2 separate regions of the Homo sapiens genome follow, and region 1 is linked to region 2. Evidence: chromatin contacts called from ENCODE Hi-C or POLR2A ChIA-PET data. All regions are on one chromosome and are shown on one strand. Each heading gives the region's core, a stretch centred on a gene start or an enhancer-like site at or near the end of the contact. The rest is flanking DNA. Distances are from core to core; before and after follow the strand shown. Region 1 overlaps LOC105375523 (a long non-coding RNA gene). Region 2 has its middle 18 kb from the start of MTPN.

The links. Hi-C counts contacts between places; a loop is a spot of excess contacts on that map. ChIA-PET counts read pairs that join two places held with the same protein, here RNA polymerase II (POLR2A). Pooled maps may share reads with other maps.
Region 1: a loop to region 2 is called in a pooled map, with 4 times the contacts of the local background. The contact joins two enhancer-like sites. A Hi-C loop is called at or near these places in 2 of 168 maps with a recorded cell type or tissue (GM12878 and OCI-LY7), 5 of 37 single-sample maps with no recorded cell type and 4 of 50 pooled maps. POLR2A ChIA-PET finds 5 or more read pairs at or near these places in 1 of 52 experiments (OCI-LY7).

The regions. Positions count from the first base shown.
Region 1 is chr7:136,357,217-136,362,480 of GRCh38, forward strand. All of the region lies in intron 4 of LOC105375523 (a long non-coding RNA gene), which reads left to right. Among named protein-coding and RNA genes, the nearest start is that of MTPN, 380 kb to the left of the region's middle. RefSeq lists an enhancer at 2,452-2,551. Within about 2 kb of position 2,280, at least 2 of the 41 ENCODE cell types and tissues checked have a DNase peak (open chromatin) inside an H3K27ac peak, as active enhancers do.
Region 2 is chr7:135,992,137-135,997,888 of GRCh38, forward strand. It overlaps a transcript of LOC105375523 not described here. Among named protein-coding and RNA genes, the nearest start is that of MTPN, 18 kb to the left of the region's middle. Within about 2 kb of position 1,900, at least 2 of the 41 ENCODE cell types and tissues checked have a DNase peak (open chromatin) inside an H3K27ac peak, as active enhancers do.

The DNA.
Region 1 (5,264 bases), core at 1,030-3,529, 370 kb after region 2:
TTTTTTTACTCTTTGCATTTTTCAAATAAATTCATGTACGACTTTTATGGTAAAAGATTATTTAAACTTTAAAGTACATTGAGAATCTTGAAGTAAGATGGCAGTAAGTGAATTATGTTTGATTTACTCTCTTCCATCTTTCTGTAAATCTATAGTCTGTACTTAAATATAAGAACTGAAACTATAAAAATCCTAGAAAAAAATCTAGGAAATATGATTCTGGACATAGGCCTTGACAAAGAATTTATGATTAACTTTTCAAAAGCAATTACAACAAAACCAAAAACTGACAAGTGGGGCCTAATTAAACTAAAGAGCTTCTGTACAGCAAAGGAAACTATCAACAGAGTAAGCAGAGAACCTGCAGAATGGAAGGAAATATTTGCAAACTACACATCTGACAAAGATCTAGTATCCAAAACAATACTAGATATTCTTAGTGTATCATTATACTTAGTTCATTCTTAATATAATGATCTTAATTCAACAAGCAAAGAACAAATAATCCCATTAAAAAGTAGGCAAAGGACATAAACAGACACTTCTCGAAAGAAGACCTACAAGTGGCCAAGAAACATGAAAAAATTCTCAACATCACTAATCATCAGAGGAATGCAAATCAAAACCACAATGAGAAACCATCTCACACCAATCAGAATGGCTATTATTAAAAAATCAAAAAATAGTAGATGTTGATGAGGCTGTGGAGAAAAGGGAATGTTTATACACTGTTGGTAGAACTGTAAATTAGTTCAGCCACTGTGGAAAGCAGTTTGGAGATTTCTCAAAAAACTTACAACAGAACTACCATTTGATCCAGCAATCCCATTACTGGGTATATACCCAGAGGAAAATAGATCATTCTACCAAAAAGTCACATGCGCTCATATGTTAACTGCAGCACTATTCACGATAACAAAGACACAGAATCAACTTAGGTGCCCAACGGTAGATTGGATAAAGAAAATGTGGTACATATACACCATTGAATACTACACACCCATAGAAAACAATGACATCATGTCCATTGCAGCAACATAGATGTAGCTGGAGGCCATTATTCTAAATGAATTAACACAGGAACAGAAAACCAACTACTGCATAGTCTCACTTAAAAGTGGGAGCTAAACGCTGAGTACTCGCAGACGTAAAGATGGGAACAATAGCCACTGGGGACTCCTGGAGGAGGGAAGGTGGCAAAGGTTGAAAAACTACCTATTGGGTACTAGGGACATGACCTGGGTGACAGATTCAGTCATATCCCAAACCTCAGAATCACACAATTTACCCATGTGTACATGTAACACTGAATCTAAAATAAAAATTGAAGTTAAAAAAAAGTAAATGGAAGCTTGCTTTAAAAAAATATTCTGCCAGAAGGGTTTCTTGGTAAAATAATTGAGAAATGTTCTATATTTTCTCTCCTACTAAATAGAAGATAATATAATACAATTTGGTAATTAAAGCCTCTGAGAAGTCCTTCTTCTATGGTAAAGAAATCCGATCCCTGCCACCCCCACACCTGAAAATCTATAGTCTATAGTAAAAGCTTATTTATTTATCTTCTTATTTTTAGAGACAGGGATGTTGCTGTGTTGCCCAGGCTGGCCTCATACTCCTGGGCTCAAGCAATCTTCCTGCCTCAGCCTCCTTAGTAGCTGGGACTGCGGGTGCACACCACTGCCCCCCTACTATTTATTTACCTTTAAACTTTAACTGCCTACTCTTTCCCCATCCTCCACTATACCACTTCCTTCACCCCCAAGACAGACTGGGTGACTCGTATTACGTGGTGAGATCCTCTTGTCACAGCTGTATAGATCAAGAATCACTTGACCAATAAGAAATTCTCCCTCTGGAATTTTGAACTAGAACTAGGGCATTTGTCAGTTTGGTCTCTCTTGAGCCCAGACACGTAGTTCCAAGATTGAAGTAATTGTTTTAAACATGCGCAAGGGAAGTAGAAAAAGGTGGTTTGCCTAGAGGGAAAAAAATGCCACAGATGACCCCAGAAACAGACATTGGCCATGGGGCTGAACAGAGGCTGAGGCAATTGCTTCCTTGAACTCGTTTGACCCATCTGTTTAGTCTCTTATGATGCCCACCTGTACTTCTTACCTTTGGATTAGTGAGTCTCCCACTAAAGCCTCATTGTGTTTTGTTTAAGCCAGGTAGAGTAGAATTTTTATTACTTGCTTCTGAAAGTACTCAGACTGATGGTGCCCATGGAGACACAGGAAGACCAAATCCCACAACAGTACTGGAAACCAGGTTACCCATATGCCGCATGTGGGAGACATTTCTACTTATTGCTATGAGAATGAGGAACTGAGAAACAGGTGCCTCAAACTGCTCCATCCTTGGGCAAGTTCAGAAGCAGGAAGGAAGAGATATGACATGCCAAAGTTAACTATCTGAATTTAAAGACACGAAAGCAACACCAAACAGAAATTTGGGCAGGCCCTCTGGACTGCTACTTTCCCAGCTTCCCCCACCTGATAGCAGTCCGTTCAGAAAATGCAGTTCGAGTATATAATTAACTGACCCAGGTGAGGGAGCAGGTGGTTGGGGCAGGGTAGGACATAAAATTATAAAACGAGTGATAATTGCCCAGGAGCAGAGAAAGGAAGTGGTATATGTAAGAAAATGTTGTTTTTCATTTATAGTCAAAGAAAAATAGTTGTGAACTGGTTTAAAAATTACAGGATACAAACTCGATTCCAGAAGATCAAAGAACTACCGCTATTCAACAAAGTTGCCCAAGATTAATTTCTAGTAGGTCCTGGTATTGAACTCAGTTATTCATAGCAACCTACCCTCCAGGTTCATATTTGGAAATGGAATCCAATTAACCTGTTAATACACTTGAGGAAAGAGAAGTTCTTCTACATACTTATATCAGGTATTGGCAAAAATGTATCTCCATAGATCTCTGTCTTCATTTAAAGATGAATAAACAAGGAAAAATCAGGTACTACCACCACCCCACAAAAAAAGGCAGTAAAACATAAAAAGAGAAAAAAGGGGAAAGTCTGAAAGTAAAACTCGTCCATTACCACAAAGAGAAAAAACAATAGAAAATAGGTACTTTATATTCTTGCAGAGCTAAAAGAACATTTTTTAAAATAACATAAGGATGGGTCACTATGAGGGGGAAGATGGAAGCAGTGAGTAGCAGAACACATAAAAAGGTAAGGAGAGGCCGGGTGTGGTGGCTCACACCTGTAATCCTAGCACTTTGGGAGGCCAAGGCAGGCGGATCACGAGGTCAGGAATTCGAGACCATCCTGGCCAACATGGTGAAACCCTGTCTCTACTAAAAATACAAAAATTAGCTGGACGTGGTGGTGGGCACCTGTAATCCCAGCTATTTGGGAGGCTGAGGCAGGAGAATCCCTTGAACCCAGGAGGCGGAGGCTGCAGTGAGCCGAGATCATGCTATTGCACTCCAGCTTGGGCGATAGGGTGAGACTCTGTCTCAAAAAACCAAACAAACAAAAACAAACAAAAAAACAAAGGTAAGGAGAGACTGCAAGGATGCAAAATGCCACAGTATGATTGAAATCCTGGGAGAGAGAGGAAAGAGCAGAAGTGACATCATAGGAAATTAGGCTAGTGATAAAATTTGCTTCTGATCTGGTGTAGACACCAGCCTGTGTGACCTGCTTTATTCATTACCTACTGATTGGCAATGACTGAATCTTCCTCCACAGCCTTTATTACTATGTTTTTCCTAATAAGACATCCTTTAAATCCTGAGTCTTCACTGATTTCTTCATAAGGCATTTTGTTGACTACAGACTCCTTACAATACTAGAAGAGAAGAATTAGGATGTTTCAACACAAACAAAAGGTAAATGTTTGAGGTGATGGATATCCCAGTTACCCTGATTTGATCATTACACGTTGTATATATGTATGAAATATCACATGTACCACCCAAATACGTACAGCTATTTTATATCAATAAAAAAGACATTTTGAACTTGACTACTGGGTGAAAGTTGCTACCACACTCTCTTCTCTCTGAACCCTAGGTATTTTCTCTTCTGTTTTCTCTGTGCACAATCAGCATTATTTTCTACGTGCTGTAGCAAAGAAAGAAGTATTTCCAAACTTCTTTGTTGAGAACATCTATGTTTTCTTTTTCTTTCTTTCTTTTTTTTTTGAGACAGTATTTCACTCTTGTCACCCAGGCTGGAGTGCAGTGGCACAATCTCGGCTCACTGAAACCTTTGCCCCTCCCCGGGTTCAAGCGATTCTCCTGCCTCAGCCTCCCGAGTAGCTAGAATTACAGGCACATGCCACACACCTGGCTAATTTTTTGTGGTTTTATTAGAGACGGGGTTTTGCAGTGTTGGCCAGGCTCGTCTGGAACTCCTGACCTCAAAAAATCACCTTTGTTTTAAATGCAAAGTGAAAATGCCTTGTTAACTTGAGCATCAACACAGGTGTTGTGGCTTATCCTCTGAAACATCAAGTGCATCCTATTCCTCCAGACAGTAATAGCAGCTGCCGTTCCTCACTTCATGTCTAATGTCAATTGGGTTACATAATTTTCAACAAAAAGGATATAAAATAATCATTGTTTGGTAAAAAATGTAAATAATTACATTAAAAACCATAGAAAATCAACTGAGAAAACTTTTCATGCTAATAAGAAATTTTAGTAAAGTGATCCAATACAAATAGAAAAGAAATATAAATATAAAACCCAGTAATTGTGTAGGAATATATATATATATTTCCATATATAATGGAAAATATAACAGTATATATATATATAGTCTATTGTATTAGTAAGTCATAATTATAAGGTTATAGGAAGAAACCTTGTTAACTTTATTTAGCTATAACTGATATGGGATAAACTGCATATGTTTAAAGTGACCATTTGCTCAGTTTTGAGTTACGTATTTACCTGTGGAACCATGACCATCACCTGTGAAATCACATCAGAACCATCAGCCCCCAAATGTTCTCATGATGGCTTATCTTTCACTTCTCCAGAAAACTACTGAATTATTTTCTGTCACTATTGTTTCCATGTTTTTGAAATTTATATAAATGGCAATCTACATGATGTGTTCCTTTTTTGCCTGGCATCTTTCATTCAGCATAATTATTTTGAAATCCATCCATGTTTGTGCGTGTATCAATAGCTCATATTTTTTTTTATTGCTGAGTGGTATTTCCAGGTATGGATATGCCACAGTTTGTTTATATATCAATAGCTCATATTTTTTATTGCTGAGTGCTATTTC
Region 2 (5,752 bases), core at 650-3,149:
GTGCTTATCGTAGGTATCCTGGGAGAATTCCCTCAGCATAATTAAGAATGTGAGTTAATCAAGATTCATGCCTGAATATTCAGTCACTTCATCTTTACATGGCAATGGGCCAAGGCAACACCTACAAACAGGGTCTACATATTACTCAAACCCAAAGAATTTTGAGGTCTGCTTCAAAACACCAAAAAAAGAGAATTATCTTAAAAGATGGCCATGACAGTTATAGCTGGGATCATGTTCTTTTATTTTCATATTACCAAAGTAATGCATGAATGCATGCTTATTTTTTTTTAAAATTTAGGAAAACATCATTGTACACCGAGTAAAAAGTGAAAATATTGTTTATTGCAGTCCACAATCTCTTCCTTGCACAACCCCACTTATCTCCCCATAGATAGCCACTGAAATCGTTCAGCAGAACTGATGAACTATGGTATAACTCTTAATGTGAGATAGGAAAAACATAACAAAAATGGTTATATAAGTGTATTGTGTAGATGTGTACTTAGGAAAGTGCTAGAAGGAATCAAATATTAATCATGGCATTCCCTGAATTGTGGGATTATGCTTGTTATTTGCTTTCTTCCTGATGTTTTTCTAAGTTTTCTAATTTTCGATATAAAAATGCTAATTTTGTTCAGTTCCCACCTATGAGTGAGAATATGCGGTGTTTGGTTTTTTGTTCTTGCGATAGTTTACTGAGAATGATGATTTCCAATTTCATCCATGTCCCTACAAAGGACATGAATGCTAGATGACGAGTTAGTGGGTGCAGCGCACCAGCATGGCACATGTATACATATGTAACTAACCTGCACAATGTGCACATGTACCCTAAAACTTAAAGTATAATTAAAAAAAAAAAGAGAGAAAAAAATGCTAATTTTATATTTATGTAGAGCAGGATTTATGTCCAATTCAATTGAAGGAGTTTCAAGTCATTGCAGTAAAAAGTTTTATAAAAGTCGGGTGCGAAGAACGAGTAATGAGGTAGGCCTACAAGACAGTCAACACAAGAAGAATTTACAAGTAATTCAATAAATACCTATTCAGTGCCAACATTGTTTTAGGAGTTAAGAAGAAAATGGTGATTAAGACAGGTAAGATCCCTCTTCTCATGGACATAAATATGTCACAAAGGAGGCAGATTATGAATAATACATCAATAAGATAATTCAGGTAATATCTAGTGCTATGAAGAAACTAAAGAAGGGCATGGTAATAGCACATGCTGTCAGGGAGTAATATCTGCGAGACAGGACAGTCAAAGAAGGCCTCTCTGGGGCCTTCGGAGCTGAGACTTGGATGCGAAGGACCAACCTACTCAATGCTCTGCAGCCAGAGCATTTGAGGCAGAAGAAACAGCAGTTGCAAAAACCAAGGCAGGTATAGGCTTGGTTGATTCAGGGAGTGGGTGGATTCAGCTGGTACAAATCTGTGAAGGCAAATCCTGATAGTAATATGAACCTGTTGAATGGATGGTAGTTACACACATTGAAATGTCTGCACTTTTGGCAGGGATTTTCTTGAGAGGAAAAAGTATGACCTATAAAATATTATTGACAAAGTTTTCAAATGTGGCAAGAGCAACTGCAGTGCTAAAATGGTATTAAACCACACAGAAGCTAGGCACGGTGGCTCACGCCTGTAATCCCAGTATTTTGGGAGGCCGATGAGAACGGATCACCCGAGGTCAGGAGTTCGACACCAGCCTGGCTAACATGGGTGAAATCCCGTCTCTACTAAAAATACAAAATTAGCCAGGAGTGGTGGCACACGCTTGTAGTCCCAGCTGTTCGGGAGACTGAGGCAGGAGAATCGCTTGATGCCAGGAGGTGAAGGTTGCAGTGGGCAGAGATCATGCAACTGCTCTCCAGCTTGGGCAACAGAGTGAAACTCTGTCTAAAAAACCAAAACCAAAACCAAAACCAAGCCAAACCAAACCAAAACAAAACAAAACAAAAAACCCACACAGAAAGCCTACATGAGTATAAAAGTCAGTTTTCTGTTTTCCTTTTTTTGTTTGCTTATAATCTAAATATAGACTCAGTATCATGAACAGCTAAGACATGTATAGTTACTTTTTTTATTTTTATTTTTTGAGACAGGGCGTCTCTCTGTCACCCAGGTAGGAGTGTAGTGTTGTGATCATGACTCACTGCAACCTCAATATCCCTGGCCCAAGCCATCCTCCTGCCTAAGCCTCCCGAGTAGCTGGGACTACAGGTGCACACCACCACACCCAGCTTCTTTTTTTAAAAAAATTATTTTTAGTAGAGATGAGGTCTTGATATGTTGCCCAAGCTGGTCTTGAACTCCTGAGCTCAAGGGATCCTCCTGTCTAGGCTTCCCAAAGTGCTGGGATTACAGGTGTGAGCCACCACAGCTGGCCATAGTTAGTTAAACAATTTCAAGATGAGATCTCAGAGAGCCCTTTTCTTCACCATGGCTGATTAAGCTCTCTAAAAGTAAGGTACAGTGTCAGCACTGAGTTCTAGGCAGCAGATGCTGAGTCAGCGAGCAGTAATTGTCTAAGACCTGAGTTGAGTCAGAGATCTTAGCATACAGGCTATGTTGTGTGTGCGTTTGTTGGGGGTGGGATGAGGTGGGGTGTGTGTGTGGCTACGAATCTGGGAGGCCACAGCAGTTGGGCTGGACATACAACCGGAATGATCAAATGTGGAGCTAGAGCTGCCTAGATACTCTGCTTCAAAGGATCCAGCTTCATTTTTAAAACAAGAGTAGGCTGTGCTTCAGTGGACTAATTTATGGAAGATGGAGACCGTGAGGGGCCTTGAAATTATAGCTCTGATCTTTCAGAAACTACCTACCAAGGATTGGGTCCTGCTGGCAGCAGCAGACTCAGAGTGTGGCTGGCTTAGCTGAGAGAGGATGAATCATTTTAGGAAGATGGTGAGTGAACTTGATGAAACAGAGATGTTTAGTTTAAAGATAAGGGGGATCCTGACTTTTTGTAAAGTTTATTATGAGAAGAACATTACCGAGATGTTTGAATTTCTTCATTTTTGTAAATTGTATTTCACTTTTTTGGTGTTTTAAATTTTTTAATTATTTGTAAATTAATACGTATTTGTACATGGAACATGTGAAATTTTGATACATGTATGCAGTGTGATTTAATGTGATGAAATCAAGGTATTTAGGATATCTATTGCCTGGAACATTGATCATTTCTTATTGTTTTATTCTTATTGCCTTGGTTTATAGAGGCAAATGTATTGTCACAGACAGAATAGAACCAGCTGGAAAGTGTGCTGGTTTTTCTTTTATTAACCACAGCTATGTGGATTCTGGTGCCCAGCACCACTAGTCACTTTTGGCAGTACCTGAATTTTAGGGTACATCTTTGGTTGAGATGAATAGTCTTTGAAATGTTAGCTTTGCATTCCTAAATATATAATAGAAAAAGGCAAATGTCAGTCTGACACAGGTGACAGCAGTTGCTGAAATGGACCCTGGATTCATTGTAAAACCAGATGGTTTAGGAGACAGAAATTTAGATGGCAAAGTCTGCCATATTGAGTTGAACAAATAAAACCTTAAAGGAAGAGCCAAAGTCTTGATGGACTATTAAACAACAACCTGTCTTGATGAGCAGGCATCAATAACATGTCAGTGCTGGTTACGGTAACAATAAGAAGACAATATAACCTCTATTCAGATGCATCAAGGATAACTTCCAAAAACATGCCTGTAGCTGGAGGGAAATGGATTTTCAGTTCAAGTTACACACATTGAAATGTCTGCATTTGTAACACTTCTGACTAATAATTCTGAAATGTCTTGCTTTGTATTTACTTAAGAATACATATGGGGCAAAGGAATCAAATTCTGTAAAATGGAAAGATGGGTTACTAGGAAACATACATAAATATACACAAATAGATACTAATGTATGTAACTGAGCAATTAACACCTATAATTTACTTTCTTCCAAATAGGTTCATTCCAGTCTCTGAAGCAGTTCACGCTGTTGACTCTGGGCAGTAGCATCTTTTCCTCACCTCGTATTGCCAGTAACTGGAGCAATATGAGGTAGGGAGAAGATGTCTCCATGACCTGCTCCTTCAGAAGCTCTGTGCTTCATCAATAGTCAACTGATAAACACTTTCCAGTGCCCAAAGCCAAAGGATTGTGATTGTTCTTTATGTCACTTATTTCTTTATAGCTTTCCTTATGTGGCTTATTTTCCCCTCCAATGCTGGAGGATAAAGGAATGAGGAATTACAGTACTTTGGGAAACTTCAAATGTTCAGATCCAGCACTGAACTCTATGAATAATTATCTCCGTGTTGCAAGGTCCTCCAGTAGAAAGAGAATGAATATTTCTGCCAGCTTTAGGGTAATTTACTAAGGGAGAAAGAAGGCAATTCCAACTTCCATGAGCTGTGTCTTTGTACAACATAAAATATCTAAGTCATAAATAAAAGTCTTATAAATGTTAAGACTAATGAAAAAATCATGTATCAATATGTTCAACACATTTCTCTTGATTGAATAAGGCTTGGAGCATAATATTTCTGTTTTAAAGATTATACCTATACATTTGTTCTTTCTTTGATCTATTTTATGTCAAATTTTTGTTCAATAACAAATCGTAAGATTGTTCTTATGAGAAAATGTGATATTTTATGATGATTCATTTTATTTTCTATCCCTAGGCACTGTATAGTAAAAATTTGGAACCACATATATGTATATTTTCTTTTCTTTTCTGTTTTTTTTGAGACAGAGTCTCACTGTGTCACCAGGCTGGAGTGCTGTGGCAGGATCTCGGCTCACTGCAACCTCTGCCTCCAGGGTTTGAGCAATTTTTCTGCCTCAGCCTCCCGAGTAGCTGAGACTATAGGCACACGACACTATGCCAGCTAATTTTTGTACTTTTTGTAGAGATGGGGTTTCAGCATGTTGGCCAGGATGGTTTTGATCCCTTGACCTTGTGATCCGCCCACCTTGGCCTCCCAAAGTGCTGGGATTACAGGTGTGAGCCACCACACCCGGCCTATGTGTATGTTTTCTAGTAAATTTGGGGAGGGTCCAATTGTAGTATGACCCCTTCTCTACCCCTCAAAATATGTAACTATGCAGATTCATTCTCTGGGTAGGAGCAAGTGTAATACAGATTGCATGTTACAGATATGCTGATTTTGTAGCTTAAAGCGAATACTTAACTGGCATGCATGCCATGAGACAGCCTTGTCATGGAGGCCTATACTTATTAACCACAGGACAGTAGATTGTGGAAAGGAGTTCGGAAGGAAAAGAATAATGGTAAAAACAAACATCCTATTGTTTTATAGATTGTCAAATGCTTTTACATGATTTCACGTGCACATCAAACTTACCCTATGAAGTTGGTTTTGTTTTAAGTCATTTTGCAGTTGTGGAAATGAAACAGAGAGAGATTCTGTGACTTTCCAAGGCCATATAAGCCGTAGGTGGAAGAGCTGGATGTCCATGATGGCTTCAGGACTATACTGTTTAGAAAAATCAGGGGAAGACATACATGGGTTAGTAAGCACTGGAGTTGTGTTCATTAAAGTCCCCAGTTTCAATGCACATAATTGAATAAATATGTTTCAGAATTTTCAGAACAGGAGATCTGGGTGTGGCTTCATCTTCCACAGTCCACGTTTGAGGATGAGATCAGAAAGAATCTTGCTTTAATGACCTGGCAGCCAGAAAATATGTCACTAGGCCAGAAGTTGAGGAGGAAGAGTTATGGAGTGAG